Linked DNA regions of Mus musculus: all the other regions are linked to region 4. Evidence: chromatin loops called from intact Hi-C (ENCODE). Cell type or tissue: heart. All regions are shown on one strand. Region 1 overlaps Il1r1 (interleukin 1 receptor, type I). Region 2 holds the start of Il1r1 (interleukin 1 receptor, type I). Region 3 has its middle 42 kb from the start of Il1r1. Region 4 has its middle 23 kb from the start of Gm35741. Region 5 overlaps Il1r2 (interleukin 1 receptor, type II).

The links. A loop is a pair of places that touch in the nucleus more often than their neighbours do. Peaks named below come from ENCODE experiments on the same cell type or tissue, not always from the same donor. Only the 100,000 strongest peaks of a DNase experiment are listed, where the experiment ranks them.
Region 1: a loop joins it to region 4, with 1.9 times the contacts of the local background. A loop is called at or near these places in 6 of 42 quality-filtered maps.
Region 2: it touches region 4 in a loop (1.8-fold over the local background); 6 of 42 quality-filtered maps call a loop at or near these places.
Region 3: a loop joins it to region 4, with 2.4 times the contacts of the local background. A loop is called at or near these places in 8 of 42 quality-filtered maps.
Region 5: it touches region 4 in a loop (2.1-fold over the local background); 9 of 42 quality-filtered maps call a loop at or near these places.

Annotation. Positions count from the first base shown.
Region 1 is chr1:40,271,349-40,276,348 of GRCm38, reverse strand. The region is part of intron 1 of Il1r1 (interleukin 1 receptor, type I); the gene reads right to left. Among named protein-coding and RNA genes, the nearest start is that of Il1r1, 7.3 kb to the right of the region's middle. In heart, no CTCF peak of the experiment used is centred here; a DNase peak (open chromatin) is centred at 2,658.
Region 2 is chr1:40,264,701-40,269,700 of GRCm38, reverse strand. Il1r1 (interleukin 1 receptor, type I) reads right to left here and starts at 3,115. Exons shown (of 11, transcript NM_001123382.1): 1 at 2,820-3,115. In heart, a CTCF peak has its summit at 3,049; DNase peaks (open chromatin) are centred at 3,150 and 4,200; H3K4me3 peaks cover 1,348 bases; H3K27ac peaks cover 1,816 bases.
Region 3 is chr1:40,222,285-40,227,284 of GRCm38, reverse strand. It overlaps a transcript of Il1r1 not described here. Among named protein-coding and RNA genes, the nearest start is that of Il1r1, 42 kb to the left of the region's middle. In heart, no CTCF peak of the experiment used is centred here; DNase peaks (open chromatin) are centred at 2,304, 3,494 and 4,374; H3K4me3 peaks cover 546 bases; H3K27ac peaks cover 1,930 bases.
Region 4 is chr1:40,169,244-40,174,243 of GRCm38, reverse strand. No RefSeq gene overlaps it. Among named protein-coding and RNA genes, the nearest start is that of Gm35741, 23 kb to the right of the region's middle. In heart, no CTCF peak of the experiment used is centred here; a DNase peak (open chromatin) is centred at 2,163; H3K27ac peaks cover 864 bases.
Region 5 is chr1:40,120,440-40,125,439 of GRCm38, reverse strand. Il1r2 (interleukin 1 receptor, type II) reads right to left here. Exons shown (of 9, transcript NM_010555.5): 7 at 4,396-4,531; 8 at 2,176-2,318; 9 at 210-399. The coding sequence ends at 233. Among named protein-coding and RNA genes, the nearest start is that of Gm35741, 26 kb to the left of the region's middle. In heart, no CTCF peak of the experiment used is centred here; no DNase peak of the experiment used is centred here.

The DNA of each region.
Region 1 (5,000 bases), 100 kb before region 4:
AAAAACAAAAACAAGAATTGGTGGGCTACAACAAACAACTATGCCCCCAGAAATATGTGGCCAGCAAACACCTTTGATAGAAGGGGAACTATCCAAAGACTATATGTGGCTGAAAGGAGACAGGCTCCAATCACCCCTGAGAAAAGGCCCCATGGTAATCCAGCCTATTACCTTGAAGAATTCTGGCTGCTTCTTATAGGAATGGTCCTGCTGCTCGTGAGGAAGTGAGCATCTTTAAGGGACGTGTCTACCTGGGGAAGAAGAGCATAGACTTTTTGAACGGACAGGTGGAAAGGGCCCTAGGGCCACCAGCACCTCAGGACAAGTCTAAAGGGGTTATCCAGTCATGACAAAGTCAAACAGAGCTCAATGTACCACGGTCCTTTAGGATTTAGGACAAGAAGGCAAAGGAGTCAGAATTTGACACACAAAGGGTTAAGTGGGTTAAATGCATGCACCATGTGTTTTGTCAGAGGGACTCAGAAATTGATAAAAATCCCTCTGGGGATGACTGTCTCTCAGTACTGACGAAATACTAGGCTAAGTAAGGCTTTGCCACACGCCCAAAGAAAAAACTTGGAAAAGTCCCTTTGAAGAGCAGGCACATTAGCTTCTTTGAAAAAAAGTGTTTTTTTTCCTTAAACCAAACATCCATATGCCCACTTCCCATATTCAGAATTTAAAATAACTTCCAAAGAGCTGTGTGCAGTTGCCTTGCTGGTGTGTGCCGTAGGAATCTCTCCAGGCATTGTTTATTTCTGCAGTTTCCTCTAGCATCTTGGAGTCTTTATTTTTTCCATGTCTGAGTCATTTCCGTATTCCTATTAAGAGCTGGTGGGGACCTTTTAATGTCCTCCACTAAAACAGACTGACCAAACCAACGCTAAGCATTTGCGGTAGACTAAATACACTCAATCCTAACTATGAGTCACGCTGGACTCAGGAGGTAGAACTCAGCATCACACTCACTGTTCGGGGGCACAGTGGCTCACCGTCCTCATCATTGGACACATTACAGTGCAAAGTCAAAGAGAACAGGCAGGAGCTCCTCCCCCTCACTCCCCAGGAGCCTCAAAAATGACTTTAGCTGATGGAAACCACCGAGAACATACCACAGGGAGGCTCACAAAATGTGAAGCAGGCAAGATGGAATTACGTGCATCGGGGACCTTCTACAAAGAAGACTCCCCATTCACCCTAGCCTACTCTGCTTTCCACCTGAAACCCCCTTTAAATGGCTTCACTCTTTCCGCTTCTTACTCATGATTGGACCACCAACACTGAAGCTACATCATAACTCTTCCTGAGAAACACTGCCCAAGCCAGGAGCTCTCCTTATGTATTTAAAAAGAAGGATACTTCAGTCTCTAGCTCAGAGCACCTGGCTCACCCCCATCTCTGTCTTGACTCTGGGGATGGATACATATTATCCAAATTCCAGTGTTCTGTTACAGCAACAGATGCAGCCTATTGGAGCGCTAGACTCAGATTGAAAAGCATCAGTATGAAGTAAATTCTCACTTCACAGCTAGTGTCTTGGCAGCTGCTCCTAAGTACCTGTGCTACTCTGCCCCAGCATGCATCTCGTCTATCCTTCCCTAACATCACAGAGACCTGTGATGGCTCTGAGGTAACCAATCAGACTCTGGCCTTGGGCATTCACACACACACACCCCTTCCCCAGAGCCAGGGGCAAGTTACACAGCATCTCAGGGTACAACATGCAGGTGCCTCAGATGTTTCAGGCAGCTCCCCCCGTGAGATGGGAGAAAGCAGGAGAGGCTCAGCCTGCACCCATATCCCTGTGAGCAGGGAGCTGTGTTCCACAGTGTACATGGGCCAGGTGCATGATAAGTACTAGTGGAAGACAGATGGGGGGATGGAAGGAATCCCTCACCCACCATCTTTGAAGTCCACATGAGCAGGCTGTTACAAAGCCAGGCTACCTCTTAGTCTCTTCCACAAGCACCCACCTGTCTTTCCCTGTGTCTGCTGTTAGGAAACCTCACAAGCCCCTCAGTAGATGCAGCCATCTACACTAAATAAACTATGGCTTACAGATCATCCAGATTCCAGTGTTCTGTTACAGCAACAGATGCAGCCTAACATAGCGCTAGACTCGGATTGAGATGCACCAATGTGAAGTAAAGTATGGAGGGAAAAAAATAGAAAGTAAGAACAAGAATCAGTTTGACAATTACTGACTTCCAACAAAAGCCCCTTCTCAGAAGGGTGGTGGCCAGGACAAAAGCTGCGAAGGATGGACAAGCTAGCAGCAAGTGGGAGGGAGCTGGCCCTCATCCCAGGGTCAGAAGGGAAAGAGGCAATGCCTTTCTATCATTCTGCAAGAGCTACCTTGCCCAGTGAAGGAACAAGGGAAGTGACAGTCGTGGGCCCCGACATAGTACTCAAGGCACGGTCAGACCTGAAGAGAGTATTCTTCTTGTATGTGGCCATACTGAATTTATTAGAGAGTTTCTTATGAATGAGAAATTTCCCATGAACTTGAAGAATTCTCTTCCTCTTCCTGAGGAATTCCCCCAACACTGAGAACCCTGCCTTCCAGAACAGAAGCTAGGCAGGGCGCTGTGAGATGTACTGCAGACACCCATTGTGTGGGTCCACCTCAGAGGAAGCTCCTAAGTGCTGCTGAGGAAAGCCTGTCCTGGGCCTGGGAACTCAGTGTGCAAAGACAGGCTGTGCTGGCCCTATGGTAGGATCTGCCTAGAGCAGGCACAACAGTAGCCCATAGTTACCCCCAAACCCTGTCTTCAGCCAGCTCTTTCCACATTATAAGGGGATCTTAGTGTATCTCCAGCTGACACCCTAATCCATACATATAGCTACATTCCCCTCTATACAACCCTGACAGGACTCCGTGGCAGACATATTAGAGTGAAGTCCCCCAAGGCACCCAAGACAGTCTTTGGCAGCCATTGAATGGGAGTCTGGGGAGTTGGGTAAAGAATTACTGGGTACCCAAGACCCTGAAGCATAATCAAGAGGCAAGTGCCGGCAGTCCAATCTCTAGTGGGCCTATCCTTTAGGTCTTATAGACTTGTTTTCTGACAGGGGACATTCTGGTGAGCTGCAAAGTGGACCTGTACAAATCATGGACTTGGGGGAATTCTAGAGGAAATTCTAAGGAAGTCGAACCTCAATAGAAACCCAGAGGGCGAGTCTAAATCAAGAGTAAGTTCCTCCTCCTCCTCCCAGGGATCTGTTGGAGCCAACTTCCAAGTCTGAAATGTGTAAAGGAAATCTTAACCATGTTTAGTCTGTCATCTATCTATTCATCTATCTATTGTCTACCCATCTATCATTTATCTATCTATCATTTATCATCTATCTATAATATACCATTTATCTTTCTTTCATCTATCATCTATTTCTAATCTATCATGTATCTATAATCTACCATCTATCTTTCATTTATCTATCATCTATCTCTAATGTATCATCTATTTCTAATCTATCTACCTACCTACCTATATAACTGCTATGACAAACTGCTTGACAGCAAGCAACTTATAATGAACAGAAATTAATTTGGCTCGTAGTTCTGGGGTCTGAGATCATGGTGCCAGCACTGTATCTGTGTGTGTGTGTCTGTGTGTGGTGTGTGTGTGTCTGTGTGTGTGTGTGTATGTCTGTGTGTGTGTGTGTGTGTGTGTGTGTGTGTGTATTCGCACACGTGATGTATCATCCATGGAAGAATGTGGAAAGCAGAATGTGGAAGGGCAAGAAAGGGCAAGAATGAGCAAGCAGGAGAGGGTTGAACTCACTCCTGTAAAACCCCCATTCCTGTGAGAATGATCTCACGTCCCAATACTGACATTAATCCATTCCTAGGAACAGGGCCTTCGAGACCTAATTGTCTCTGAGGTTTGCCTCACACAACTGTACTGGAGATTATGTCTCCCACCTGTGAACTCTTCTGACCACACTCAAACCACAGCACACACATTCCACATTTCTGTCCTCATCCCTACATGCCTACCATCCAAAGCAATGCCTCATAGTCCTCCAGCATTTGTAACACATCTGTAACCTTTCCCCCAGAGATGTGTCTGCATGTATAGACAACGTACAGAGAAACATTTAGAAAATTCAGCTCCTATTAATTTTGTCATAATTGAGAAAAAATGAGAGTTTAAACATATACCCCAGCTTATGAAGTGCCACAGCCTACATGTCTACTGGAAATGGATAGAAATGTAAAGAGTGGGATTCGGTATTAAACTAAATCCACCAATGAAGATGGCGGTGCTCCCCGGGTGTACCTTGGTTATATACACATTCAACTATCTAGTCAATAGTTGACAGCCTTAGAATCAAAAATGTCAGTGTGACAGGGAAGGCAGAAAGGACCGCATGAGGCCGCAAAACCATTGACTATAGAAACCACTGTACAATTCTGTACTTACAGGAACCTGTGCTTGTGAAACCAGAGTGGGCGCATTTCCAAGGAAATCTACAGACACGCAGGAACTTGAGTCTCTCCCACTGTGTTCATCAGTCTTCCCCAAAGAGATCCAGCCAAGGAGTTGTTTTTATATTGACACAAAGGTGAGTGTGTCGCTAAACGGGAAGGAAGGTCGCCTCCGAGATCTCTTCAAGGGAAAATGAAGAGGCATCAGAGAAGTAGACCTCAAGATAAGCTACGTTGTAGTTCCAGGGTGGGTGTTCACATTTCATTTCCCCTTCAGCCTTTGTCCTGAATGTCTAAGTGATGCTGTCCCTTATCAATTCCTGATTCCCGGTTATGAGAAATGGAAGCATCAAGGCCACAAGCTCAAACCCTCAGGATAAGATAGAGCATCTGACACCAACTTCTAAAAAGTCCATGGGCCTAGGAATTTACTAGTCTCAGAAAGGAGAGGGTGGGGACACATGATCTAACTGGTGTCGATTCTACAGAGATTAGTAACAGGCAGTGTCACATATAGACATTCTAACCATGGGAACCACTAGAGAAACAGCTGTACAGAACTACCAGC
Region 2 (5,000 bases), 95 kb before region 4:
ATGCTATTCTCTCTGGTCAACTTATATAAAATGCTGCATAGCCTTACCCTAAGAACTGACATGCTGAAATAAGTGAGTTTAATAAAAGTGCTTTTATGTCTTCTTTACATTTAAACACCATACTGCTGTTTAAAAATGGTAGAACAGCTAAGTTTTATGATATAAATTTGGATCTGCAAACAGGTTGTTTAAAAATATGTACACAAAAGTGTTGGGTAATCGACAGGGTAAGATTCTTTGACTGAAAGGGACAGCGGCTCATCTTTCACTTCATCCCCCTGGGAGCCACTGCTATACTTTTAGGTGACCTGGGTTTTTGAGTTGAGGTGGCCAGACATGCAGAGCCAGGCTCTGGAGAGCCTTTCTGTCAGCTGGAAGCTGTGCTGTGGTTCCTAACCTGTGCTTGCAGAACGGGTAACTTCAGAGGCCTACGTCTTGCTCTTCCTGCCCCTTTAATCAAAACCAAATACAAGTTTCTACCTGACTTTACATCAGTTTTATTTTCTCGAGTATTTTACATTTACCTTGAAGACACTGACAGCTGGGGCTTTCCGGGTCATTTTTGACATTCCATTTTTTCTCACTCTTTTTTAATTTATGACATCTTATAAATCCCTCACAAAACAGGTGAGATAGAAAAATGCCTCAATCATTTGGTCATATGTATGCCAAAGGACACACAGGAGGAAGAGACAGTTTGGAAACCAAAGGGACAGGGGACTTGGAAAAATCTCCAGTGACTCTCCACGCTTAGTGACAGTTCTCTTTGGCAGGGCCCCTCTGCCCACTCTTGCACCGGGTCTGGCTAGGAATATGGTGCTTCCGGAGGCCCCAGCAGGCAAGCAAGCAGAGGAGAGTGAGGTTGCTAACTCTGCAGGTCCTTCTCCTGTAGCACTAACCATGCCGCAACCACAGAGAGAGGGAGATGCAGATCAAGTGCCAGCACATTTAAGAACAACACACGGGGCAGGTCATGGCCAATGAGTCAGGGTCCTGATAACCTCTCTGCTTTGAAGTGGCAGGTTCACAATAGATCCACCGTACAGACTCAGACTCTTGAGGATCTATGCTCTTCCCCGTACTGTATGCAATGGCTGTCCCACTGCAATGGCCTGGCTCACCAACAAGCTGTTCCCTCTATAGTATCTCTGACTGCAGGTGAGTAGACACTCCCTGCTGGTCCCTCCCATCCGCAGGTTTCCAATCCATCCTGGTTCTCTTGCACAGCTGGCCTGCGAGTATATCTCAGAATCCCTGCTCTTCCTTAGAAAACCACTGAGCTACATGTATGACTACTGTCTCCCCGCCCTCTCTACTGTGTCCTACAGGGCAGCCAGACCCACAGGCTTTGCAAAGAGGTAAATTTCAAAGTACTCTTCTGGGGGGCGGGGGGGGGGGAGCCTTCTGGTAGTCTATGACTTGCCAAGAGGGCCTATGCATGAGAAGACGGGGATTTTCATTTAGTTCCTTCACTTTCCCTCATACTTCCCCCAGTGCCTGGGACATAGTCGCGTTCAGTGACTATTGGTTTGGTAGAATGAGGAAAGCTAATGCTAAGCGGTCTCACTGGGATGGAGATTCAGCGGAAGATGTTACATGTTACAAGCCTCGGGAGTAGGAAGAGCACTCTCCTGCCACATCACAGCATGGGGCTTCAGCAGAGCCAAGGCTGTGTGAGAATTTAGAACAAATGGCCACCCAAGACTGAGCCTACTGGCAAGTAAATACTATGCACCAGAATGGGAGCCAGCCCACGATGTTTCCACTTAGGTCAGAAGCTAGTTTAAGATGTGTGTATATATAATTAAATTAGATAATGGGTAGGATATTAAGAAATTAGAAGAGATCAAAATAGAAAAGGATGCCAGCAGCTGCTTGGTAAGTTAAGAGGGGGAAGAGGTAGTACTTGTCACCAGCACCAGCTCCTGGAGCTCACAGCCATGGGATTCCATGTGGGATATCCACCACCCAGAAGACTACTATTAAGTGAGGATGACTCGGGCACCAATTCCAATGACAGATAGACTTCATCTCTTCTTTATCATGGCCCAAGTAGCCCAACTGATTAGATTCTGTTGTCTCAGTTCCTAGGCTGTTCCTTGGGGTCAGAAAGATGGGATGCTCCCAGCTGGTGAACATCGGAAGCAGTACAGAGAGCTAGCCTGGTGGGAAGATGAGTCTACCTGCCTTCCCTGGCAGCCGCTCTCACTCACCCGGTCTCCCCAAGGGGATCTGAAGCTCAGAGGGTGCCAATCCTCAGAAAAGATAGCCGCTAAGCTTCTGATATAAAGCAAGGTGACCTTGGCATCTCACCTACAGGACTTCTGGGAGGAGAAAGGGCGGTAAGAATAAGGGGCCCTATAAACAGCCAAGTGCTGTGTGGTTTTGTAAATAATGCATCTACATTCCCCAGTATCGACCTGTCTGGAGAGAGGAGACATCTCATCAGGGGCATTAAGGAATCCACTTCTTGCCTCATTAAGACCTCTCTTCTGAGCCCAAACCTCTAAGAGGGACACTCCTGAACAAGTTAGTTGCATTTGGCCCAATTTCAAGGCCTGGGAGCAATTTACTCAAGGGAGACTCATCTACCTAGAGCAAACTTAAAGAGTTGGGCAAGTTCCCAACACACACACACACACACACACACACACACACCAGAAAGGGGGAGGACTAAACTGTCACTACCTTTATCCTACATCCACAGAGAACGCTGACCTGCTGGCTACTGGGAGTAACTTAAGAAAGGCATTTGTCTGGGTCAAGGCAGCTCTGAGGCCTTGCGACCCTATTTCAGGAACTCTCTAGTTTTCTCCTACCTGGGCGTGCCCGGGTGCCCCAGTGGCGATGTTCAACAATCCAGCAGCTCCGAACTAAACCCGTTCAGGCCGGGAGCAACCGGAGCCCTGGGAGCCGCTCAAGGGCTGCTCCGCGCTCGCTCGGGGGTCACATTCCTTCCGCTCTGGGGCAGGCGGGCACCAGCTGGGCTCCCGCCCTTCTAGGTGGGCGCCGCGCTCCCAGGCGGCTCCTGGAACCCCGCACCAGCTAAGACCTTCTGAGCAGCACGCTGCTCCCACTCTGAGCCGCCCGCGGGGGCGTGCAGCGGGCGGAGACTGCAGGCCAGCGTCCTCAGCCTCGGGCTCGGAGCTAGCTGGCCCAGTGCCAATGCCCCGCCCTGGGAGCCGGATAGGTTGGGTTGTGGAGTTTCTGCCCCACATCCCAGAATATCTACATCCACGCAGAACATTCCAGGGTCTCTGTATCCCTCCGGGGGTGGAGGCAATGGAGGGTCTCTGCATCTCCTTGGGGGCATTTGGAGGGTCACTGCATCTCCTTGGGGGCATTCCAAAATCCCTGCATCCTTGCCAGATGTCCCAGATTCCAGGAAGAATGGCTCTGATTCCCAGATGGCTTGGCTCCTCTGAGCAGCCTCTGTGTTCCCACCCAAACCAAAATTAGATGGGTCAACTCACGTCTACATCGCAACCAGATTGTGCCACCTAACAAGAACCGAGCTGGTGACCCATGGGGTATCAGATCCTGAGGAAAACACAGTTCTGTGCTCAGCACAACTGGAGCCCAGTACTGTGTGCCTCGAACTGGCTTTGAGCACTTAGCCGAGTCATTAAGTTTGCAATACCTTGATTTCCTCTTTTGGTATAAAGGCCCGCAGCCTTTATAGGTAGGAGGAGTTAAAGAGCTCTGGTGAAGAGTTGATAGTTCATAGGCTTTTTACTTGGTTGCTTTACTGCTGTCCACCAGGCTGAAAAACAGGTCCCCTTATCATATCCCAATTAATTGTAGGATTTGCTCTGCAAAGGAGAATTCCAGAGTTCTCAGAAAGCACATGAAAAAAAAAATCAAGAATAGCCAAATTTTAGGACAGGGTGCAAGGAGGACATTGTGGTCCTGGAAATAGCACCAACCATTCCGTGCTCCCTACCCTCACCCCCCAGCTTCTTCCACATATAATGCACCACCCTGCAATACAACTGCAAAGAAACAGTGATTGCTTAATACCTCTAGATAGAGCACATGGCCATTTCCTGCATGCCTTCCAGCGTGGACAGGCCTTGAATTTCCTGCCTTATTCGCGTATGCAGCCTAGAAACCCAAGGTTGAAGTAACCCCGGGGGAAACTCTGAGATGGTAGAAAGCTTAAAGGGGCAGCATCAATGGTATATCATAGATGCCACCTGTGGCCTAGCAGGGCAGAAGGTCCTCACTCATTTCCAAAGGTTTGGACTGCTCCTTTGCCTCCGAAAGGCAGGCTTAAGTCTGGCAAGGAACTGGTGCCTTATCCCTAACCCTGCCCTAGCCCTGTCCCATGGGTCTGTATTCCAGAGGCTGTTCTCACAGCCTTGAGTACTTCTAACTCACATCCACAGAAGATTTGACCCCCTTAGAAGCCAGAATTGCCATGTCATAGTCACTGAGGGCTGCCTGGTGTCGGGGTTTTTCAAAGCTTCCAGGCGACTCTGCTGCACAGCTCTCATCATGATGCAGACAGACCAAGTCTCAAGGCTGTCTGGACAGGTGTATACTGTGGTAGTCCCCATCTGCGTGCCTTGTCTTACTGCCTATTAACCATGAGCAGTGATTATGAGACGTGATTATGCACAGGTTAGAAGTGGCATTTCGAACACCCATACAGTTTGATCATATCCACCCCTATTATCCCCCTCCTGCTTCTTCATCTCTAACAGTCTCCATTCTAGGTCATTACTTTACACAATTATTAGCAGGTCTATGCACTGTCCTAAAAAGGTGGGATTTAATATCGGCTGTATTTAATTCCTTAGAACTAAATAATACTCTATTTAATGTATATGCTACACTTCCTTTATCCATTTATCCATCAAAAGGCTCCCAGGCTGGTTCATGATTTGACGGTGAATGGGACAGCATCAAAGATAGCTATGCTCATGTCTGCATGCCGATGGACACACCAGCAGCTGCATGCTGACTTAGACGTTTTTAAAGGACCAGATCCAGGAGCA
Region 3 (5,000 bases), 53 kb before region 4:
TTCCCGTATCTGAAATCCTGGGGACCAGAACTGTTCAGATTTTAGAAAATGTTTGATCTGGGAATATTTACACAGTCTTCATTGTGTCCCCATAGTCCAAAACTCTGAAGTCTCCAAGTCCAGTCTGAATTACTCAGACTTCAGAGGAAGGGTGCACAGAGGCGCAATGACCCACCAGGGTATTCATCTTGCCGGGATGCAGAATTGCTCTCTACCTTTTATCATCTCTGTGGATTTACCTTTGTAACAACGAACGAGTACTGTCTCTGATTTTTGAAAGGCACGTTCTAGAAGCAGACCTTCATCATTCCTTCATAATGGCTGCCATGTCTTCCCACTCATTAGACTGTCAGGCTTACGCCAATAAGGTTTGTGGGCCCATAGTTTTTAACCAGTGTCTGTGCTGTTGAAAATGACTTTTAAAGACGAATTACCTGGGGGCTGGAGAGATGGCTTGGCAGTTAAAAGCACAACCATCTGCTCTTGCAGAGGTCCTGAGTTCAAATCCCAGCAACCACATGGTGGCTCAAGGCCATCTTTAATGAAATCTGATGCCCTCTTCTGATGTGTCTGAAGACAGTGACAGTATACTCACATGCATAACATAAATCTTTTTTTTAAAAAAAAAAGATGAATTACCCTATTAGAAATACCGTCTTAATCTCAGAAAGTATTCCCCGATCATCTGGGTAATTCTCTTCTCGCCCCTTCCTAGCAGATCAACGTGCTTACAGTGAGCATAGAGAACAGGTACAGAGCATACAACCCACAAAGGGCCAGCTGCTCCTCAAGTACATGCTGGGACTCGGCATACGCTTTGGTCCCTGCCTGTCTGCACCTTTGGGAGAGTTCCTCCCTGTGTTATAACCATCTAGAAGCTCACCAACACAGCACAAAACTAGCGTTCTGTGTGAAACAATTTGGAGTCTAATGAATTAAATGGAAGACAGTAAACTTCAATTTGCCGCACACACCCTCAGATTTTTCCTTATTTCCTGTCTTTATTCTTTCTGATTCTGTCCCCTTTGTTGTTGTTGTTGTTTGTTGTTTGTTGTTTGTTGTTTGTTGTTGTTGTTGTTATTAACAGAAAGATGGCTGATGGGAACTATAAAGGTTAGGGTGTCCAATGAGAAATCAGAGCAAAGTTTATAATCCTCATTTGAGTGCGTACACAACCTTCTCTATTGCTATGTACAAAGCCTCCAAACAGAGAGCTTACACAGCAAGACTCTGTGTCCAAAACAAAACAAAAAAGAAAGCATGTTCTTGTTTTCCAAGGCTGCTTTTTAACTCTTATGGAAAGAAGTGTGTGTGTGTGTGTGTGTGTGTGTGTGTGTGTGTGTGTGTTGCCTGTAGGGTACATGATCACTTCTGCAACGAGTGGCTCCTGGTAATAGCTTTGCAAGGCCCTCAGCACACCCTCTAGTGAGGCTGTCCTCCTCCAAGAACCCTCTAGTGTGAGTGCATCCCTCTATACCGCAGTCACTGATGGGAAGTGATGCTTCTTGGTTCTAAGGTCCAAAATGGCATTTTAAATCAACCTCAGAAACAGCTCTTCTCTTTACAACCCTCCCCACTGGTGCAAGAGCCATGACTGTGATAGATTACAAGTAGCTTATTATAAGTGATGTTAACTCACAAACAGTATGCTTCAAAGGAGTCTACAATAAGTCCTAAAAGTACTTAGAGATTATAATTTCCATGCATTTCATAGTGAATCTCCCACACAATGAAGCCTAACTCCAGGCCACCTTAATATGCTAATGCACACCTCTTAATGTTAAAGTGTGCCCGTAGGGATGTAAAATACCAAGAAATTCTGTGTCTCCTTTGAGTGAACAGCATAGTGTTATCTTTACTCGGTTTCCATTTGTCCTTCCCAAATAACTCTTCAGCGTGTAAGTAAACATCTCCACATACCCGAGAAGGAGGAAAAATACCGAGACAGAAAACCCTAAAGTGCAGCAAGCCATCTTACCATTTGTGTTGTTCACGGTTCGGGGCACTGGGAACTCTGATGACATCCAGCGACATTTCTCCCCGAGACAACGTTTGCTGAGCAAATAAACACTGGCTGTTAAAACGAAAACTGCCTCCTCAAGTCAGCCCAGGACAGCATTACTTACAGTTTGCTTTGCCTCCAAATGATTACTGGGCTGGCGTGCACAAGAATGACAGACAGCTCACTTCTAGTCAGACGACCCAGAGAAAGTGGGCTCCTGATGACGCCTGTGTCAGAGCCTCTTGGGTTTTAATCCTGCAGTGACACATCTGGGGAAGTATGAACAGTATGAACAGGAAACTCGGTGCTGGGCAGTAAGCCAGAAGCATTCAGCAAACGTGCCAGGCCCTTATGAAATATTAGTACCCTGGCTGCACATGAGCCTCCCACAGTTCCCAAGGCAGGCTTTCTCCCCTTGTCTAATATTACATTAAATCTAGATGAACCCACTAACATATACCTGGCCTAAAATTACAGTCCTACCCTGATTCTTCGCAGACAGTGCCTGGCCTGGGATCTAACCCCACCCCCAACACACACTGCCATCTCCCAGTCTATGCCACAAAACTTTACTCAGTTCAAAGAGTTCAGAGCCAGAACCCTATACCTGGAAGCCTGGAGCCCCTTGGGGAGGCAGGGGGGCGGGGCTGCTGCAGGGCTTTCTCACTTATTCCTGCTTCTCCTGAGAATGTTCTCAGAGTCATAAGAGTGTGGCCTGTCATCATGCTGGCCTCTACTCCGCTATCACAGATAGCAAGCCACCTAACTACCTACTCCAGGCTATAAATCCCCTGTCAGTTGGCCTTGATGGACATTCCTGGTTGCTCTCAGTACCCTTCCCAAGATGTCTTCATGCAACTCAGAATGGCTGTCACACTGTCTACAGAAAACAGTGGGTAAATTTTTGGTTTTTTAAAAAAAATATTATTAATTTAATGTATGTGAGCACACGGTCACTATCTTCAGACACACAAGAAGAAGGCACTGGATCCCATTACAGATGGTTGTGAGCCACCATGTGGTTGCTAGGAATTGAACTCAGAACCTCTGGAAGAGCAATCAGTGCCCTTAACTGCTGAGCCATCTCTCCAGCCCTAAATCGTTGTTCTTAATTTGAGTGCTTAGATCCCTTTTCTGCCACTTACTTAAAGGGGACCCCACAGGATGTCCTCCCTCCTCTTTTACCTTGTCTTCTAATATTTTCCACTGTTCCCCGGAGAACAGCCCCCCTTGACTCCCTGGGATGATCCCCTGCTGTAGATTTTACCTTCTCTCTTCAAGGGCTGGTGGGGATCTGGGTCAGGCTTTCTTCTGGGAAATGTAAAATTTTATATCTATGTTAAGATGAAGAGAACATGCTATATTAGGTGCCTTTCTCAAGACACCTCAGCCAGGCAGAGGTGGGCCCTATCTGCTGCAGCTTTGTAAGTCTTAACTGGGATCCAGATGATTGGTTTGGAAACAGGATTTGTCCAGTCAGGAACTGGGTGGTTTCCTAAGGGTTTCCTAAGGGTCTCACCCTTCTGGGTGCCTTTTTCTGGAAGGCTTTCTTGTGCTAGGCGGCAACCAGGCAGCCGTGATGAACTGGTAATTAATAAAAGCAAATGGTCTTATTTAGGCCCAGACAAGAATGATGGCAACCCTGAGCTGCTGCAGGGGCTGGGGGCTGGTTAACCTTCTTGCTATGGTTTTGTGACCATTACAATGGGTAACACCCTGGCCCAGCACACACAGTGGATGTATACATGCTGAGAAGTGGCACTTTCCACCTTTGCTCCCACGTGGAGCGGGCTTGGGAAGAACTGACCTGTCCCAACACCAGGTGTCTGGAGGTCTGAAGAAACGAGGCCCCGGGGCAGACTCCCAGATAGCAAGTCCATCCCCCTTCTGCCTGGTGTATGCCTTCAGGACCAGTCAAGCCACAGGAAATCGAACCTAGGTCTTAACAATAGTGGAAAGTTTATCCTGAAAGGGCCACTCACTGCCAGTGGGTTTTTAAAGATTTTGAGAATATCATACATGCTTATAACGTATATTGGTAAAACTCCAGCCCCTATTTCTCCACCCTGCTTTTCCTTCCCCTGTTAAGCCTTCCTAAGACAAGCACTGAGGTTATCTTCGGGATGGAATTCACACTCGGGAAGTGGAGGGCCTTCCAGGGAAGAACCGAGGAAGTGCTCCTCACTGGTCCATCCCAGGCTATCTCGGCACTTTAAAGAGATGGAGCCAAGGTATCTTTCCATCATTTAAAGCTAGGCTGGGAGAGTATGGGTTTCAATGATCAGAATCCCCGAGTGTCTGACACCCCAAGCCCACAGCAGTGACAGGGGAAGAGCGAGAGGGAGCACGCTGCGGAAAAGGAGCCTCCCTGCATTTCCTCCGCAGGAACAGTGCGAGCCAGTTCCAGTCACCAGCTTCTCCTGACCTCTCCTCCCTTCCTCCAGTCCTTTCCCTTACACCCTTCCCAGTCCTCCCGAACCTTCTCACTTCTGCTCCCTCCTCTGCTTTCATTTCTTCCTGGTACTCCCTCCCCCTCTTCTCCCACCTCCTGTTTCTCTTCCTATTTTTTTCTCCTGCTTTTGATTTTCCTCCTATAAAGATTGGGAGAGATAGGGAGGCTCTGGGTGGACCAGAAACCATCGGACAAAGGAGAGGCTGCCTTGGGGGTGCCCACAGTTTTCAGAGAGAAGCCTGCTGATGTACTCACAGCCAAGCTAAAACACTCAGCAATGCAATATCTTCCACTGACTTAGAGGGTGGGTAGCGCTTCATTCCAGAGGTATTTCTGGCTTCCTAGAGTGGGAAAAGCAGAGATGGGGGGGAAGAAGTAGAGGGGGAGGAGGGGGAGAAGGGGAGGGGGAAAGAGAGGAGGGGAGAGGAGAGGAGGGGAAGGGAGAGGAGATGAGGGGAAGGGAGGAAAGGAGGAGGAGGAAGAGGAGGAAGAGGAAGAGGAGGAGGAAGAGGAGGAGACTAACCCACCCAAGGCACTAAGCATTCT
Region 4 (5,000 bases):
CCACATATCCCACACTCCACTCTGGTGGCTTTAGCTCCTGCTGAGGAGACTGCCTAATACAATGGGGACCAGATACTCTTGGGAGTGTAGGTCCACAGTTGGGCAGTGTCTGAAACAGAGGCAGAAACCTCTGAGCCTTGAAGAAGCTGCCATCCCTTCTCTGGAGGGACAGGCTCTCCGCTTTAGAGATCGCAGAAAGCGAGGCACTAATTAAGAAGAGAAAGGGAAACTTCAAACTTCCTGAGTTAAAACAGTTCAGGTTTATCTGTTGGAAAATAATAGCTGGTCTCACTCACACTGTCAGGAAGAGAAAGGGAAACAGATTCCCCAGCCACTTAGGGTCTGCCCACTCATCAGGCAACTGATTGTTTAAAATGTATCAGCTATTTTCCTAGGCTGGCTGTCTTCTAGGTAGCCATCTTCTCAGGGCCCCGAGGATGTGGAATCTGGAAGGAGTCTATGGGTTGAAACACTTCAGACCCAGGTTTGAGCAGCCACTTCACTGGGACCTTGGGCAAATTATTCCGCCTTTCTGGACCTGTTTCCTTTGTGTAAAAGAAGAGATAAGTGGGGCCAGACCATGAGGACTAGCTTCCTCTAAAGAGCAGGTCTCCTGACACATGCACATGTACACTCTATATGTGGGCATAATTGTATCTCAGTCAGGCTGTCTACTGCTGTGATGACATACAATGACCAAAAGCAATTTATTGAGGAAAGGATTCATTTGAGCTTACAACTCTCAGGTCAAAGGGAATCATTGAAGGAGTCAAGACAATACAATACTCGCAGAGTCTACCCAAACACTTTTCTTTCTCTAAGGAACTTGATCATTCATTGACTATGGGTATCTGAGTGGGTCCAACCGCTAATATTTATGGAAGGGTGGATGCCTGGCTATACCACTATTATCCCCATCCACAGCAAAGGAACTGGGAATCTTAAGATTTGACATCAATCGTTTAGGTTTGACATTTTAGCTGCAGTCTTGCCCCTGCCCACAAATTAACTGTTACTAATAGACATGCCAATGTGTAGGAAAGATTGAATGTCAACATGAGCCCTGTCTAAGAATACATATCCTCACAGGTCCAATCGTGGCATGAATGATACAGGAGTAACCAATCATTTTCTGATTGACTCTAAGGCCCACTCCATGAGATAGAACCCACCCCTGAGCCTGACCAAAGTATCCAAGAATCTGCAGCTAAATAAGCTCCAGGCCTTGGGAGAGAAACCAATTCTATTTTCTGCTAAGAAATCATAGTATATATGACTACAAATGACTCCCTAAGAGGTCAGTAGAGGGCAGCTAGCCCAAATTGATCAGTCTGCAGAGAACAAGAGACTTGGAAGAGGTCAGGCTTGAATAGAATGTACAAATCACATCCCTTGCCTGCTAGTAACTAACATTACTAGTGACTTCCTCATGGAAGAGGGTTTGGAAAGATTCAAAGAGACAGAGGTGGTCGATAACTTCAAGGAAACAGTATTTTACAGAAATAACCAAATCAGGCAGTTACAGGATGAATTCACCTATGCACCTATGCATAAGGTCTGCACAGGCTTCAGACAAGCAAAAAAAAAAAAAAATCCCAGCATGAACCAGGAGAGGTGAGCAGGCAATCCCACCCTAGCGGAGGAGTTGCCGAATCTGATAGCTTCTTTGGGAAGGAACGGCTATTCATGATGAGACCCCTGGTAGGTCACCCACTCTTCAGGGAAGGCTGGACTCCCTAGTGTTTGGGGAGCAAACTGAACTTAATTGGGGGGAGGGGTGAATAGTCAGCGTTGGGTGGGTAGGAAAGTGAATGAGGTGGCTTTGGGAGGAGTTGGAGGAGAGGTGAATATGATCAATGGACACCGAGTGAAATTCTCAAAGGATTTATAAAAATCGTATTTATTTAAAAAAAATGCAGTATGCAAATATGTTGTCACAAATTTCCGAAGCCTGGTGTTGAGCCACTGGTTCCTGGAAACTGCACAGAGCAGCACATTCCTAAATGGTGCTTCTCCGTAAGTTGAGATTGCTCTCCAGGATGAGTCATGAGGAGGCAGGAGGCAGCCACTGCAAACTGAAGCGCTGATAACTGTGGTGTGATCTACAAGCTCACAAGCTGAAATCTAGGAGGAAGTCTCCATTTCCAGAGGGATGCTTGCCAGCTACCAAGAAATGTCTGAAACAGGGAGTCCATACAGGAAAGGCTCTGAAAGGCATGAGCGCCTGGCTGCTGTGTTCTCACGCAAAACTTTAATAATTAAGAGATCTTGGCAGAAATCCCAGTGAGCTCATGAGACCGGAGGGTCCCAGTACTGCCTGGTGGCTCTGGAATGAGAGCATCTCCTGCAGAGGCTGAGGACCAGAAGCCACATCTATTTCCAGGGCCAAAAATGAAGTATGTCATTGACAGTTTTTTTCCAAGTTGAAAATTCCCACTTTGTTACTTACTAACTGAATAACCTCAGATAAATAAATCAAATAACCCTTCTGAGACAGAAGAAATAATAGCTAGTAATCTCATTGTCATTGAAAAGTGACTACCTCCATATGAGATAATTATGCCTATCCATTTTGATATAGCACCAAGGTAAACAGACTCAGTCTATAGAGCCCAAGGGCAAATACTCAAGACATTGTGATTCAAGGAGTATATTATGAATACATAACTATATATGTGAATCAAGAAGCATATTATGTATACAATGTATTTATATATGCTGTATGCTATAGATGCAATGATCAACTGGCCCTTTTCAACCAAGTTCTGCACCTGCAGATTTGTCAATATCATATTTTAAAATATTAGAAGAAAGGTCTTGGAATGTATCTCAGCATCAAGAACCTGCTTAGCTTCTACTGTGGGCTACGCACAGACAGCCTGGCTTCCATCAAGGCTAGATCTTGAACCCTGGTAGAACCTGATGGGTGGTAATTCCCACCTACATAGGACGGTAGGTGTTCGGCCATGTCTCCTGGACCCCTGGCACCTGTCGAAGTTACCGCCCCCACAGCCCCCACAGACCCCACAGGAGAGGCGTGGCTATCAGCCTTGAAGGAACAGTACCAAGCCTTCCCACATGCAAATAAAGTTTCCCCCCAAACTCAGTCCAAGCCAATGAGAGGTACCTGCTGTCAAACCCTGAATCACCCCAGAACTGTATATAAATCCTATCCAGGGGATTAAAGGTACACAAGAACTACTCCTTCGTCTGAGCCTTTTGTTCCAAGAGCTGTATGTAATACTTTGGCAGAGATCTTCTCTCCTGAAGAGCCACCTGAGGCCCCAGATGGCACTCTTCACTGGATAGTTGGCTTTTCGTAGGCACAGCCCAGTCTGACTCAGTTCAGAGAGGCTTGGAGTTACCGAGAGACCTGGAAGGTGTGGTAAAGACTTCTCCCTGTCTGCACCACTCCCCTTCTCTGGAACCCTCACACCCAGCCTGGACAGAGATCTCCGTGGAAAACCTCTGGTACCCAGGCCCACAGTCTACAAGAGTCTGGGTTCAATTCCCACACAAGAAAAACATTGATAGAAAAACTGTATCTGTACAAGGTATGTACAGATAATTTTTTCTTCTCATTTCTTAAACATGATTATCTATACAGTACTATATCCTCTTACATAGTATGGATATTCAAGAGATGTTTGAAATAGTATGAGAAGATAAATTATTTATATTTATATATACATATGTATATATACATGCATATATGTGTGTGTGTGTGTGTGTGTGTGTTTTATAGAATTAATAAACCATTTCATCTAATGTCTTTGAACATGTGCAGTTTGGGTATTGAGCAAGAGATTCTAGGAAAAGCACCATGTTATATATCCAAACACACACACACACACACACACACACACACAAACACACAGGCGTGCGTGCGTGCATGCGTGCGTGCGTGTGTGTGTGTATTTGGATATATTCATGATATATATGTATATATGTGTGTGTGTATAGACATACACAATGATTATATACATATATATGAGTGTATATATACATATACATATTTCATAGGTCCCTTTATAACAAGAGAAAACACTGCAGCCCACCTGTCTGCTTAAGTAGGCCTCCCTATCCTTTGGACAACTGACTGGAAGCGAGGCTACCAAGTCACCACTTTCCAGACTGATATTCTGAAATGAACAGTTGCAGCAGACTTGGTAGGGGTCCCTGATGCAGAGAGTATTCCTCGGGAGCCTCAAATAGGGGCAAGATAAGCCCTCTGGGAGTGAAATCAAGTATTGAATGTTGAGTGGGTATTTCTATAGTCTTCTCTTTTGGGGTCATAAACACCATCTCTTCCCTCCTCCTGGAGTCTTAACAAACCAAGGTAAAATTCCACCAAAGTTTTCCTTGGAAAATTAATGAGTGTGTTGGGCTCTTTTACAGGGCAATGTGTCAATGGATAGGAGCACAGGTGGCCTTAAAACAGCCATCCTGGAAGATCTGCAACCAGCATGATAGAGGATTCCACCAGAGCTGTGGAGATGGCGTCCTCTCCTATGATTCTTCCTCACCTACAACCTCTACAGCATTGGTTCTCGTCCTTCCTTAAGCTGTGACCCTTCAATACAGTTTCCCATCCTGTGGTGATCCCCATCAATAACATTATCATTTTGCTACTTTATAACTGCAATTTTGTTACTGTTAGGAGTCACAGTGTAAATATTTTTGGAGACAGAAGTTTGCCAAAGGAGTCACAACCCATGGGTTGAGAACAGCTGCTCTATTCCTTCTCAGAGACTCCACAGCCTCTTGTAGTTAGGGAAGAATTGCATACAGCTGCCTGAGGAGGTGGTCTGGATACTCTAGTAAGGATCTGTGACCCTCCACACCCCTCCTTCCAATGTCAACAGTCAAGGGTCAACAAACACAACTGTGATGATCTTTCAGGCGTAAACCCAGAAGAACTCCTGAAGACAGGGGAAGTTTGGCTCCAAAAATACATAGTCCTGCCTATACAAGAGTAGGGAGCAGGAATTTCTGGTGGT
Region 5 (5,000 bases), 49 kb after region 4:
GTCACAAAGGGCAGTGTTGTTCATACTCCCCTCCACATTTTCTCCCAGAACTAATTTTCAGAGAAGAGTAGAGCATAAGATTCCAACCTCAGCTACAAATGAAGAGCTTTGCTAAACAACACAGCAAAACACAGAACCTTTCAAGCAGTACAGCCACCCCACCCCACCCTACCCCACCCCACCCCCATAAGAAACCACATGGGTCACTCTCGTATTATTTCATTTCCTTTATTTAGTTTGGGCTGGAAGGGAAGTCCTGGTTGTCAGTCCGTAGCTTGGTCAGTCCATATGTCTTTCCAGCCCTGCGTTTACACCGTCTGCGCATCCATATTGCCCCCACAACCAAGATGATCAGAGACAGAGGTGCCAGCGCAATGCTCCAGGAGAACGTGGAAGAGACTGTAGAGGGAAGAGAGGGTGTGAGACGGAGCATCCCTCCCTGCAGAACAGGGCACCATAGGTTGACAGGGAAGAAAAACATCAGAGTTTGTTTTCCTTGATAAATGCACACTGATTTCTGGAAAACTTGTCTCTTACAGCTAAGCCCTTTGAGGATGACACCTGTGACATCAGAGAGATGTGCCTATGGTCTAGTAGAGGCTTGGGTTAGGTGGGTGCTGGGAAGGTTCAGAGCTGCAATGGAGATGTGCTCAGTATCCATTGCCATTCTGAGGTTTGGACAAATCATCTTCGTAATTTAACCTAAATATGCCTGCAGCTGCCTCCCTGGACATGCACACTATTATGGCCCAAAGGCAGTTTGCGGGCTACTGCTCCAGAGCTGTGTTCGGACTCCTCTCTAGGTTTACTGTGGTCTGTAAGTTATTGTATCTGTGCCCTCTCAGCAGAAACTATGTTAACTGCACCTCCCTTTCCTTCTCAGCATTTAAACAATAAGATTTAATCACTGAGGTTTTTTTTTTTCTTTTTGAAATGTCCTTGTAGACGATACTGATTTCCTGCCATTTGATGGCTTTGACCTTACAGCTGCCTGCTGCCCTGAAATCCTGGTCCACACAAAGCAGGAAAGAGATTTTCAGCTTCATGTTTAAGATAAGGAGATCCATCACCTTCTAGAGATGATGTGGGTTCAGCGAACCCTGGTGCTCCAAGAGAGAGGACAGGAGGACACGGTGTTCTGCTCACTGCAAGGGTTTGTATGTTTACTAAAAATTATTCCAGCTCGGTTTTTACTTTTACCTGAGTATAATCTCCCAATGCCAAATGTCCACTCTATTGATAATTCTTTTTAAAGCAGAGGTTTGTGGAGCATGGAGTGGCTCAGTAGATGAAGTGTTTACCTGCACATGCATGGGGACCAGACTGCAGATCCCCAGTCCTACATATATGCGATGTGGATGGGAGAGCCTGCTTGTAAGCCCAGTACCCATGAGACAGAAATAGGGAACCCTGGAGCTGGCTGGCTGTAGAGAGACTAATACAGTTGATGAGCTATGGGTTAGAGTGAGTGACACTGCCTAAGTAAATAAAGTGTGGAGTGACTGAGAAAGACTATCTCTGGCTTTCACATACATATACACACATAAGCACATTCAGAGAAAGGGGGGGAGGTCACTGAACATGCACTCATATTAACACACATATATATGTGCACACACACCACATTTACATGCCAAGAAGAGGAGGAGGAGGGTGAGGAGGAGGAGGAGCAACTGGGGCAATATCTCAGCCTGTGCAATGTGTGCTGAACAAACATGAGGACCTCAGTTTGAGTTCCCAGCAGCCACATAAAAGCCAGGTGCACACATTTATAACCTGAACCCTAGAGTGGAGATGGGTAGATCGTTGAGCGTATTGCCTGGCCAGTCTAGCCAATTCAATGTGCTCTACATTCAGTGGGAGACTCTGTCTCAAAAAAATATAAGTTTGAGAGCAATTGTGGAAGACTTCCAACATCCACTTATGGCCCCTACACTCACCTGCACACCTATGTGTGTGTGTGCGCACACACGCACACATGAACATGAATGTACAATACACACGTGTGAACATGTATGTACAACGCTCTCTCTCTCACACACACACACACAGAGTTTGATGTTTGCTTTCAGTGCCCTACAAGAAGACATCTAAATACGCATGCTTCCACCCAACACCCAGAAAGCACTCAATGCGTTCCTTTTCCTTTCAGTTCCCCCCACCCCCCATACATACCTTCTTTGACTGTGGTATGGAGTGACTGAGAACTCCGTGGATTCGAGGCAACACATTTAAAATCTGTATGCAGATCCTCCCTTGTGACTGGATCAAAAATCAGCGACACTTCCACATAGTTTTCATCATTCTCTGAGTACTGGCTGGGTGAGAAAACACTCTATTGAGCATGATGTTGTATGTAAAGCATGATGTATGTATGTATGTATGCAGAGCATGATGGATGGATGTAGAGCAAAATATATGTATTCAGAGCATGATGTATGTATGCAGAGCATGATGTGTGTAGAGCATGTGTGTAGAGCATAATGTATGTGTGTATGCAGAGCATGATGTGTATATGTAAAACATAATGTATGTTGACTATGTTATACATAGTCAGCATGATATACATATGAGCATGATGTACATATGTAGAGCATAATGTATGTATGTAGAGCATTGTGTACATATGTAGAGTAGGATGTACATATGTAGAGTATGATGAACATATGTAGAGTATGATAACATATGTAGATCACGATTATGTATGCAGAGTATGGTGTATGTATGCAGAGCATGATGTACATATGCAGAGCATGAAGTATGTATGCAGAGCATGATGTATGTATCTGAAGTAGTTGTCCTTTACAGGATAACCAGGCAGACATTCTCAAATTAGAAACATCCATTGTGTTTAAACTGACCACAACTTCTGAAGCATTCTCAGAACTTGTTGTTGTGTGCAATGCTCATCTGAGAGACTTTCTAGCCTGTCCCAGAGGACCATGTGTCCTTGCTGCTGCTCTCCTCTGTAACAGGACATATGTCACAATAAAAGCACATACCCTCCTCTTGGTTTAGTTGGAAAACTTCATTTTGGGGTCATCAAAAATACCTCCAATAATCAAGTAGGAACAGAAAAATCTAGTTTGGGGAATTAGACTTTCTCACCACTTGGTGAGGCAGAGGGAGTTTCCAGGACTCCAGCCCTCAAGGATATCCTCCCTCATAGGGAAACAAGCACAGGCCAGAGGCTTTGGACAGCTTGGGGATGGTCCTAGTCAGGGTGACTCCCATGTGTAACGTAAGCAGAAGCCAATGAGGTGGCCTGACTATCCATTCAAGGGAGTAAAGGCATCTCAGAGCATGCTCACTAGGAGGACCAAGTAAGCAGTGAGTCCACTAACACTGGACACTTACAGTGACACTGCAAGCCAATAATTATACCACCATGCAGCACTTTCATCCAGTAATTGTACCCATTAAAACAAACATGCTTGTTACTCTTTTCCCAAAAGAGTAGCAAGCCCAGGCCCACGCTAATTCAAAGTAGCAAGACTGCTACTTAAAAGGTGCTTGAGTAGCCGGGCTGGGCAGTGGTGGCGCACGCCTTTAATCCCAACACTTGGGAGGCAGAGGCAGGCGGATTTCTGAGGTCGAGGCCAGCTTGGTCTACAGAGTGAGTTCCAGGACAGCCAGGGCTACACAGAGAAACCCTGTCTTGAAAAAAACAAAACAATAACAACAACAACAACAAAGTGGTTGAGATTTCAGATTCTGTCTCCTTCCCTTCCGGCTTTCAGAGTATGAAAACTAAAGGAGGAGATGGATGTCTATATTCAGTTCTCTCTCTCTCTCTCTCTCTCTCTCTCTCTCTCTCTCTCTCTCTCTCTCTCTAGAGACATATCAGACTACAGGTCTAGTACAGATACTGTGTCAAGCCTTTACAATGTTTACAAGAGCTGGTGAAAATCTTTAAGAGTCATGAGTGTAACAAAGTGGAAAATGGAAATGAACCAACTGAAATATTTCAGACATGCAAAAAATATCAACATTTAAAATGTAAATAAATGAAATAACCAATGACAAAATAAAATAAAATCAAGGAAAAAAAACGTTTGAAGAGTCAACTAGCAAACTGCAACTCATACAAGTATAGAGAACACTTGGTTCTTAAGACAATGTTGAGCAAAATTTAATTTTTTAAAGTTCTGAATCCCTAACAGTTCATACCTTTATTAAATGTTACTTTTACTGCAACATATATATTATATATAAAATATTATATATTGATATTATCTATAAAATATTATATGTATTGATATTATATCATATATTACATAATACATATTATATATTATAATATTTTATATAGTATGTATTTCATGTGAACAGGCCCTGAATGTGACATCGGCTCCAGAAGAAAATAAATCACAGCAGAGACCCTCACCCACTTACTGGTGTAGCCCCTCGGTCACACGGCCTCTTGGGTAAGCAGCCGAGATAAACGTGCTGTTAGCCAACCACCACACAATGGTGTTGGAAGATGTACCAGTTCCCAGAAACACTTTGCACGGGACTATCAGTCTTGACCCTGGGGACAGCAAGATAGAACACACGGATTGTCAGAACTCAGCAGGAAAAGGGGCCGCCTTACCTCACAATCTTCAGGAAGCTCTCAGCACAGGGCCTTGCTTGTCTTCTCAAACACCCCTCAGAAATTAACCCCCTCTTTAGGAGGAAACTTAGTTTCCTCAAATAGCTCTGCTCAAGTAAAGCTTTAGCACCTATTGGCCAAATGTCACCATCCACTGGTCCACACAGCAGGCAAAAGCCCCAAAGCACATAGACTTGAATGGTTTCACCAAGGCCACTGTAATACCACAGAACATTCAATACTCAGAGCTGTTTCTTTCCACAACCGATGTTAACTGCAAAAAATATCCCGTCACATGTGACTCTTTCTTCTGCCATTGCTGGCCTCAGCTTTACATTTTCCCAATGGGATGCTTCATTCCAAGAGGGTCTGGGTTTAGAATTAACCCTTTGAAAACCAGTGGCAC